2 separate regions of the Homo sapiens genome follow, and region 1 is linked to region 2. A link is an interaction called in ENCODE POLR2A ChIA-PET data of the cell type or tissue named here. Cell type or tissue: GM12878. All regions are shown on one strand. Links, peaks and the distances in the headings refer to the core of each region. The heading gives the core; the rest is flanking DNA.

Region 1 (5,380 bases), core at 78-5,077, 53 kb after region 2:
GGCAGCTTGTTCGGGTGCACCCAACTGCTGAAAAGTTTGTCCTGACATTGAGCTGAAGTCTGTCTCCCTGTAGCTTCCACCGCTGTTCCTGGTTTTCCATCTGGAATTCCAGAGAACAAATCAAATCAGCTCCCTCACCCCTGCAAAGAAGAAAGAAAAAAAAAAGATTTGAAACACGTTGGTTGTTCTTGAATATTTTCTTCAGGGTAATTGTGTCCGATTCTCCCACCCACTTTCCCCAGGACCTGGTCTCTAAACCCTGTGACCCCCGGTTGCCTGCCTCTTCAGGGCTGGAGGCCCATTTGAAATTGAACTTTGGGACTTGTCTTGCCTCTGTATTCTAGAGAAAGCCAGTGCCCCAATTTCAAACTGCTGCTGGAGGAGGGGTACTTTTTCTCTTCTCCTGGAGTTTTATCCCAGGTGGCGGGGATTTCACTAGCATAGCACTACTGGCCTCTCTCTGTCCCCTCATTTGCCTTACTTTAAGGGTAAACTGTTTGGGAATTTTGGAACGAATACCCTGGGATGCTTGGCTCAGGTCTCCTTCTATTCATTTATTTAAAAATAAATGGAAAAGTCATAGAAAGCTACCTGTGCCAGAGAATGTGAGTTCTGTGTGTTCCTGAATGTGGTCAGTTTTGTCTTAGGTTCCTCGGGAAACGGTGATTGCAGTAACCCACTCTGGGAGATACGTGCTAGGGAGTCCACCCACTTGCAGATAGAAGCCTCCTTCTCCTCGAGCTGCTGGAGAAGCAAGGTGTCATTGTGACTGATGGTTTCCAAATCACATGGGGGGAAGGAGTGCTCTTTATAATGTTCCCCTTAAGGCCCCCAAACCTGCATGTGATGGTTCAATGGGAACCCTGATATTTCTGCAGTTGGATGGTTTTTTTATACACGTGTTCTCAGACTATGCATAGTCACAGATATACAATTTTCAAAAAATAGTATCTTTAGACTGCATAAAACATTCTGAAAGAGCTACATAATTGTCTTCATTTTAAGTTTCCTTTTCAAACTTACCAGCAGTACTTTCATGAATGTCTAATCTAGACAATCCTTGATGAATTGACCTGAACAGAATCTCCCCATAATCCAATTCAGCATGGCTAGATGGCGACCACTTTAGCCTTATCTCAGCGAGACCCGTGACCTTTAAAATAATCACATTGTCCTCTCTATGCATCTTTAAGTACTTCCCTAATACATGGGGACAGGCCAGCCCTGGGACTGTAGTGCTCCTTCCTTAAAGAGATCTAAAACCTCCTCTACATCTCTCTTGTCCAACTGGCTGGAGCTATGTTTTTTTCCATGCGGTACTTCGTCAGAAAGCACCAAAAGTCAAAAAATTTGCATGCATACCCAAGCTGAAAACTTCAGCTTTTATTTTTCATTTTGAGAGTATGAAGTCTGAGTTCTTGTTCATACTCCATAAACTCAAAAGTCCTTTTCATCAACACCTTTTTTGAAATGATACAAGTTTCACCTACCCCAAAACACCATACAAAATATTTATTTTTTTAACTGCCATTTTGAAAACAGGTAGGTATAGAATATCTTCATTAGTTAAAAAGTACGTTTTTTCTTCCCTGTAGCTTTCCACTTAAAAAAATCTAAGTTTCCAGTTTCCTTTCCCCCAACAATTGTTTAATCGAATATTTTGACTTCTAGTACCAGTTAGAGGAATATATATATTAAGAGAACTATCCTTCTATTAGAAGGAAAAATGGCTTGCCCTTATCTAAATGATTTACACACAGAGGCAAACATTGTAATTCAGGAAACCACTTGCTGTGGTTCAGAGAACCAGAGAACTAACATCCCTTTTTTTTTTTTTTTTTAGTCTCCTTCTGTATTTTGTTTGTTTGTTTGTTTGAGACAGGGTCTTGCTCTGCTACCCAGGCTGGAGTGCAGTAGTGCAATCAGAGCTCACTGCAGCTTTGACCTCCCAGGCTCAAGCTGGCCTCCCATCTTAGCTTCCCAAGTAGCTGAGACTACAGGCGTGTGCCACCAAGCCTGGCTAATGTTTTTCTTTTCTGTAGAGATGGGGTCTCACTATGTTGACAGGGCTGGTCTCCGACTCCTGGGCCCAAGTGGTTCTTTTGCCATGGCATAGCATCTCATAGTGCTGGGATTACAGGCATGAGCCACTGTGCCCGGCCTCTTTGTCTCCTTCTGCTTGGACATCAGGAAGGTTCTCTCTCCCCACTGTCTCATTTGTACCCCACCATCTGTGCAGAGGCCTGGCCACTGCTTCTCTGGAAACTTCTCATGAATTCAGAATCCAACTCCCACTCCTAACGGAAACTCAGCAACCTCCTGGGACCTCCAAGTTCCCAACTTTGCCTTCCTTCTGCCTCTCTCAGCTGAAACTGAAGTGAGTCATTTGGAAAGCAAGTTGAAATTATTATTACTATTAATAATTATTTTAATACATTCACTCTGGGAAACTTTAAATTCTCTACCAACATGCGCATACGGAAGCTTCTCAACATAAGTCCTGACCTGGTCACCAGGCACGGAAGGAGACTTCCCAGTGGTATTTTATAGAAGAGGAAGTTGAGTCAAAGTGAGAATGAAATGACCTCTCAGCAGCTGGTAAATTTCATATTTGAGTTTCAAAACCAGATTCTCTAAGTCCAGCATTTCTCTTTTTATACCACACTCTCCACATCATCTCTAAAATGGGTGTAATTAGACCTATCTCATGCGATGAGAATAAAGAGTAAATGAAATGAGAGATGCAAAAAGCCCATCTTACTTGCAGTAAGTTGCTATAAATATAAGGCATGTTATCATGAATGCTTGAAAAGCTTAAAGCCTAGATTTTCTACTTCCAAGGTCCATGTCATCTGCCAAATGTCCCTTCTGAAGTTCAGTTACCTTATCTATCATTAATTAGTATTTATGTGTACCTGTAGGGTTGATATTTATTATAAAGTCTGTATTGGAGTCACTGGCATATAGTAGATGCTCATTAAAAGTCAGTTTCATTGTTTATGGGAACTCAATGATAACAGGGACTGATGTGAGCTTGAATCAGGAAGTCTTTATGAGTAGCGTTTTTTTAATACCTTCTCATTTAAAAAGAAATCTAAAACCTCCAAAAACAAAAGCAAAACACCAACAATGATTTTCATAATGTTCTAAAGCAGCAGCCCCCAACCTTTTTGGCACCAGGAGCCGGTTTTGTGGAAGACAATTTTTCCATGAACCAGGGGAGGTGGGGGAGGACTTAAGGATGATTCAAGCTCATTACATTTGTTGTGCACTTTATTTCTATTATTATTACATTGTAAAAATATAATGAAATAATTATATAACTCACCATTATGTAGAATCACTGAGAGACGTGAGCTTGTTTTCCTGCAAGTAGATGGTTCCATCTGGGGGTGATAAGAGACAGTGACAGATCGTCAGGCATTAGATTCTCATAAGGAGTGCACAACCTAGACCCCTCACATGTGCAGTTCACAGTGGAGTTTGTGCTTCTATGAGAATGTAATGCCACTGCTGATCTGACAGGAGGCGGAGCTCAGGTGGTAATGAGAGTGATGGGGACCAACTGCTGTGCAGCTCAGTCCCTAATAGGCCACCAGTACCAGTAGGTGGCCTGGAGGTTGGGGACCACTGTTCTGAAGTTCCCTGACTCAAATTAGTTAGTCCAGATGGGGTATTCTTTCACCCTGCAACCCATTATTTGAGTATGTAACTGTTCACCATTCATTCAACATAACTCCTTCCAGTGGCTACTCTGGGGAGTTTTGGCCCTGGAATTGGAATATGGAAATGCACGAGACACAGGTCCTGCCTTTAGATAGCAAAGGGTCGTAGGAGAGATGGCAGGGGATGAGTCATAGTAATAAGCGTGATAAGTAACATCAATTAACATTACTTATTCACTTATTTCATTGATAGTAATATTAATATCTGTGTAGAGGGGGCAGGGGAAGGAGCAAGCAACTGACAAAGAGCTGTAAGGAAAAAAAAAAAAAATCAGTCACTGGAGTGTACACTCCTGAGGAATACACTGCAGCTCTTCCGGATAAGTCAGAAGATCATTCCCGGCAGGAGGGGGCAGCCCCGGAAAAGGGAAAGGGACATTAAGTTCAAGGAATCATATAGGTTGGTACAAACGTCATTGCGGTTTTTGCCATTACTTTCAATGGCAAAAATGGTAATTATGTTTGCACCAACCTAATACGGCTGCCCATGGCAATGGTCAGCGTGTGATGGAGAGAGCGATATTCTACCGGGGCAGTTGCTGGCAGGGAGCTCTGATGAGGCAGGTGGGCCGTGATGGAAGGATACGGTGTATACCAGCACGTTAATTTTCAGAGAAGAGCGTCGTTAGTGCTTTCCTCTCTGCAAGCCCCCTGCCCTGCCTGTATCTGCAAGGCCTATTGGTTCTCCACGGAGCCGGACTCTGACTCGCTCCAGCACAAAATGCCTAAGCCCTCGGAGGTGCTCCGTATTGTGAGGGCCACCAGGCCCCGCCAGGCGGTGGGGGTGAGCCGTGAAAGGAGGAGAGGGCCCAGCCTCTCAAAACCTGTTTAAGACAACATGAAAAACCACTCACGTACTTTCAAATAGGTGAAATTTCACTTTCAGCTTTATTTACCTGAGAATGAATTTCAGTCTGAAGAGGCCTTTATGTCGTTGGAGCCGAAGCACCCGAGATATAAGCAATTTTCAACGAGAGTACTACACATTTGTCTTTATAACAATTTGTGTGTAACAGCTTTTATGCAAATGACACTAAAGTGGCACCTTTTTTTCTAAATTGGACATTTTTATGGTTATAATTTTCTTCTGTAATAACAGCAAAAAAAAAATGGCTGTCCCAGTGGAGTTGAACATTTCATCTTTGAGCACTGTCTTGTGAAGTTGGAATGACAAGTTTCTTTCATTTGCGCCAAGAATGTCAAAAAAGTGTTCTTTGTCTTCCTTGTCTTAGTTTTCAGGGGTGGTTAAACTTCAGGTGTCATCGTCCCCCATCAGCAACCCTGAGTAATCAGAATGGTCTCAGAAAATCCCCACACAGCTTCCAGGCCCCCCAAAAACTGCCTGCTCTTTCTCCTTCCAAGCCGAGCAGCATAAATTAACTTGGTTAGATTTCAGTTTCAACACGTTGTTGGGTCTTTTACATTCATGCCCACTTTTCCCTAAGTCAGACAGGTGACTTTTATAGACAATGAGGTTTAATTGACTCCAGTACAATGGAATTTATATACAGTATTCCAGGCAACCATCCCGAGATACTCATAGAATAATTCACGTTATTGTTGCTTAATCGACCGAACATTTTTGCAGAAACAACAGGAGACGGTGTGTGTTTCAAACAATGACTTAAATATATCCAAGGACTCGGTGAAACAAT
Region 2 (5,380 bases), core at 294-5,293:
CTCCTCGAGGTCTGCTGTGCCTTTGGTTGGCCAGTGACTGCCCAGCACAGAGGAGAAATCATAACCCTCTCAGTTCCCTGGAGTATTCTCTGAGACATGTCCTTGTGAGCAGTGGCCCTGCTTGCAGCACAAACAAGAAATAAACTCCTGTGTGCCTATGTTCTTGCTTCTTTAGGTGTTTATTTCCTGTCTCCTCTTTCCAGTGAGAAACCATCTCATCAGGGCTGGTGGTGGGGATCCCGGGGAATACCCAGGGCCCGGTAGGGCAGACGGCATCCAGGGCTACAAAGCTTCATAGCAATGCAAAGTCCAGGTAGAGATTCATTGCAGAGTCGATGCCAAATACCTGGGCCAAGAGTTTCCCATCTGCTCTCTAGTCTCCCCTTCCATTAACCGCCAAGATCTCCTTGTTTTATAGATGAGACAAATGACTTGTCCCTGGTGGTTGGAACTTAGGTTTTCTGAATTCAAATCTCAGTGTTTTCTATTCCATCTCAAGGTACTGAGGACAAGGACTCTTCCTTCTTCATTGGTCAAGTCTTCCTTTTTGGGCAAAGTCTATTCTTTGTTTCATCAAGCATAGACTCAAGCATAGACTCATTCTCCCGCTCCTGAATGAGTAATGAAAGCAACTTGCCGGTTCTTTGAGGTTCTTGAAAGTTCTGAGGTCAGCTTAGTGCCTCTGTGGTCCTGTTTCCTGGGGTCAAATGGAGATAAGGATCACTTACATTACAGAGTTGCTGTGGGGACTAAATGACCCCACAAATGAGAAATTGGCTCGATGACAGTAGGCATTCAATGCACATCAGCACATCTGAATTGAAAGGCATCAGAGAGACAGCATTTAAGCTTGGGGTTAAAAAGCACAGTGTTTGGAGAGGTGGAGTGGGAAAGTGAAGATATTCCAGGTGTACAGAAGAATTGAGTGCTGCCTTTCCTCCATACTTCCCCCCGGTTTGGGAACTTTGGGGATTTATTTCTTAGTGTGGGGTAATTGCATTTTCAAGTCAGTCATGTGCTCATTGGAGTAATAGAGCATTATTTGAGTCACTTCCAAAATGAAGTGCTTATCTAAAAAAAAAAAAAGAGAGAGATTGAAGAGCTCCCATAATATTAAATTGTTCTGCACTATTCGTGCCTAAATCTCGATGCTTTCCAAATTCAGTACTTCACATTTTAAAAGAGCTCTTCATGTTAGAAGTGAATGAGGTGTTCTGGGCTCACGCACTGTGGGCCAATTTAGACTCCCCCGATTGTGCTGATAACGTGAAGAGCGCTCCAGCTATGTAGAGTGCAGCTCCGGCATCCATCCGCTGCTCTCACGAGCCCCTTCTGAGCTGGAGGCAGGCTGGTCTCTGGAAGGTCTGTGCCCATGGGGGCAACTCTGGGCTGGACCCACTCCAGGCCTCCAGTGCAACATATTGTTCTCGTTCTGAACAAAAGTCTGGGTCTCAAAAAGAATTAAACAATTAGGCAACAGAGTATAGGGTTTGTTTCCACCAGGCCACCAGGATGGAATCCTTGTAGAGCTGGTTTATCCGTTGTCGGAAGGACAGAGACCAGCTGTCATTAAAGTGCTACCCTATGCTGGTTGCCAGTATGAAGACTTGAGTTGTCTGTTTTATTAGGCACAATAACAGGGTGAGATATTTATACACTGTGGAGGCAGAAGCTCAGAGACATTAACAAATGTTCCTACAGATAGGAAGGAACATCCCTGGGCCTGGACTCGGTTCTACCTATTCCAGTGTCTGTGCTCCCCTCCCAGCTAGGCAGTGTGGAGAAAATGTGGACTTGGAATTAGAAATGGAGCCCGGCCATTAAATATGTCTTCTGACTCAGTGTCCAGAGTTCCTTCTGCTCATAGCACATCGGTGCCATTTTCTGAAAAAAAAATATTCTTTGGTAGGATGGTTCAATGTCAGAGTTTCAATGCCAGTTTCATTCACAAAAAACAAACACATTATAAATATAGACCACTAATCACGGAAGTAAGTTCCACTGACAGCCACAGATAAGGATGTGGGGATTGAGGTGTGGAGGTGGCACATGGCTATCGGAGGTGATGCGGTAAGACAGCGGCCAGACTCGTGTAGATTCTTCCGGTCTTGGCTTCCCTGACTGATACGGTTTGGCTCTGTGTCTCCACCCAAATCTCAGCTCGAATTGTAATCACCATAATCCCCACTTGTCAAGGGCGGGATGGAATGGAGGTAATTGGATCATGGAGGCCATTTCCCCCATGCTGTTCTCATGATAGTGAGTGAGTTCTCATGATATCTGATGGTTTTATAATCATCTGGCATTTCCCCTGCTTGCACTCATTCTGTCCTGCTACCCTGTGAAGAAGGTGCCTGCTTCTCCTCTGCCTTCCACCATGACTTTAGGTTTCCTGAGGCCTCCCCAGCAATGCGGCACTGCAAGTCAATTAAACCTTTTTCTTTTATAAATTACCCCATCTCAGTTATTGCTTCCTAGCAGTGTGAGAACAGACTAATATACTGACCCTATATGCAAAATGAGACTCCTGACCTCTCTTAAAGTGTCCTATTTTTCTTTTTTCTTTCCTTCTTCTTTTTTGAATTCCAAATCTCATGCTGTGTAAAGTGCATATTCATTTCAGGGACACTGTTTCATGTCTGTGTTACCACCTCCTTTTCCCTGGAGGGTAGGGTGTGTGTGGTCCTTTTGGTTTGAGAGTAAACTCAGTGCCTAGTACAGAACCTGGAACATAGTCAAAACTCAACAGATAGAATGTGAAGATGTAAATGGGAATCAATCTCTTTCTTCCACTTCTCAGGTGTGGTGTGGGGGGACCTGGTTTTTGAACCTACAGCCCTAAGACTTGCTCTTCCTTTCTGCATAAACTCGGGCCAGTCTCTTGATTTCTTTGGGTCTTGATTGATTTTCTCCTGTGTAGAATGTGGATAATCACACTCTCTTCCCAGAGTGCAGTGAGAGTCAATGGAGAGAGAATTTGTGAAATGTCCTGCCCAGCCACAAAGCTGTGATTTGGTACATTTGCTGGTTCTGTCTCTCGGGTTTCACCATTTCCTGGAGTCTTAGCCCTCGGGAGGAAAGAGATGGAACCAAAGAAAAGGCTTTTTTTGGGTGGTTGGTGATGCGCTGGCTACACCACAGCCTTTGGCAAGGTGAACACATGGCCAGGTTTACTCTGGCGGTATTCCAACATGATCCCTAGCCAAATCTGCCCTACTTCCCTCTGGAAGCCACTCTTAGACCAGCCATCTGGGGACACAGATAAAGATCTAAGTCCAGTGACAAAAGATTCAAAATAAACACTAAATAAAAGTGAGTCGAAAGGGATCAAAGTCAGCATTGATTTTGGTTCTAAGAGAGCTGGATAAGGCAGTTCCAACTTTCCAGTATAACAATCAATAGGTGAGATTATGTGGAAATATTTATCATGTGACATTAACCTAAGGTATTTCTTATCAAAAACTGTCCCCACTTAAAAAACAAAACTGCTTGTTCATCTCATCCTTAGCTCAGAGACTTATATTCTCCCATACTACCTCTGTTCCCAACTCTCCAATTTGCCATTGGGTTCTACTGCTTTCCAAATGAATTAAAACAAACTAACAAACAACAAAAACAAGAAGCTTCTTCTGCTGTCGTCTGCTCCTTCGTGGTTTGCGCTCAGTGGCTTTGTTCATGTGCTTCTCTTTGCCCAGCTTGCTTTTCCTCTGAGAATCCTACTTTTGTCTTGTATCTGCTGGTCTGCTCATACGGTTAGCATAAAATACTGGCCCTCTCCCACAAACCCAACACCAAAGAGGTCAGGAAATTAAGGAGTAAGCGAATGGACCTGAACAGTAATATAGACATTCCAAGGAACTCTGGGGAGACTGAGGGCAGTTATGCCTTAGCATGGCCCCAAGGATGCCTGCATACCACATTTAGTGGGGTGGATATAAGAAGGGAGCTTGTGTATTTTATTTTTTATTTTTTCCATATTATACTTGGAATATCTTTGCCAACCCTTTGACCTCTTTGAGACAGAAAAATAGCAAAGTCAACTCAGCCATGTTGGGGTCACTAAGGAAGTATTACCCCTGAGGGCAAGATGGAGATGGCTGAACCAGCAGTGCAGTCAGAGAGACTGGCTGCTGGGGGCTTCCAGCTTCACTTCCTTCCTTCGCTGCAAAGGATGGAGGCAGGGAGACAACCTCTTGCGGAAGAGCCATGCCTGGCTACATGGATGGAAAGCTGCTGTAAGGTGAGGCTTTGGGGTTACAAAGTAAATGGGCTGGCCAAGCCCAGACTTTGGCATAGGAGGTCTCTATTCTGGGCCACATATCTCACTCCTTCAACTCTTCAGGAGACTAGAAGCAAGGGCCTGAGAAGCACAATCACAGTAAAAGAAATGCTGCTCCTAACATGCAAGGATATTGGACGATGAAGCAGAAACAGGCAGTTACAAAGCAGAACCACGTGGAAAAACTAGGTATGAAATATGCAATACTGAATATAAAGAGTTTAAGGAGTGGAATAAAAAGCACAATGGATACAACTTAAGGATAAATTAGTGAGCTAGAAGGTCAGTTTAAAGAACTCTCTGAGAAGGCAGGAGCAGGTAGAAAGAGTTACAAAAAGCAAAAAAGTTAAAATAAATAGAGGCTAGAGGCACATCTGTTGATATAAATAAAATAGGCAGTCATAGAAGGAGAGAAAAAATAAGGAGAGGAAGTATTTGAAAAGCAAATAATAATAGAATAAATGAATAAAAAGAGATTCATAGCCACAGTTCTTATGGAATGCCTAATAGAATCTATAAGTAAAAAATCACTTAGACAACATAATTATATTTAAGTACATCAAAGGAAAAGAAAAAAGTGACAAGCTATCCAAGAGAACATACAGATCACCCATACAGAAATAATATTTAGATTAAAATCTTATTTCTTAATAGCAACATTGAATAGAGAATTATTTTCAAAGTGTTAAATTAAACTCACTTTTAAGTTGTAATCTTATACCAAGCTAAACTATCTCTCAACACACAGGCAATATAATGATATTTTTAAGTGAGTAAAGACTCAGAAAGTTTACTACCCCATCATGCCCTCTCTGAAAACATCCTTGAGAGAAGGGCACCTGAAGGAGGATGTTTTGAAAAATATGGATATTAAGGATGAGCACATAGATTGGTAAAATTTATTGCACTAAGTTTTACCCATGCACACACATGTCTGTGTGTGTTTAAAGTAATATCCAAAAAGAAGGAAGTAAAAAGATAATCTACAACATAAAAAATACAGTTAAAATTCTACATAATATAACGTAATACCATCAAGTTTCCTGTGGTGAGAGGAGGGAATGGGGTTAGGAATAATGTCTGGGCAACTAGCAAAAGGTG

What was found. Peaks named below come from ENCODE experiments on the same cell type or tissue, not always from the same donor. Only the 100,000 strongest peaks of a DNase experiment are listed, where the experiment ranks them.
Region 1: POLR2A ChIA-PET joins it to region 2 with 5 read pairs; 2 of 35 experiments call an interaction of 5 or more read pairs at or near these places.

What each region holds. Positions count from the first base shown.
Region 1 is chr14:97,542,227-97,547,606 of GRCh38, forward strand. All of the region lies in intron 3 of LINC02325 (long intergenic non-protein coding RNA 2325), which reads left to right. Among named protein-coding and RNA genes, the nearest start is that of LINC02325, 86 kb to the left of the region's middle. RefSeq lists an enhancer at 1-689. In GM12878, for the core only: no CTCF peak of the experiment used is centred there; a DNase peak (open chromatin) is centred at 2,615; H3K27ac peaks cover 327 bases.
Region 2 is chr14:97,488,665-97,494,044 of GRCh38, forward strand. All of the region lies in intron 1 of LINC02325 (long intergenic non-protein coding RNA 2325), which reads left to right. Among named protein-coding and RNA genes, the nearest start is that of LINC02325, 33 kb to the left of the region's middle. In GM12878, for the core only: no CTCF peak of the experiment used is centred there; no DNase peak of the experiment used is centred there.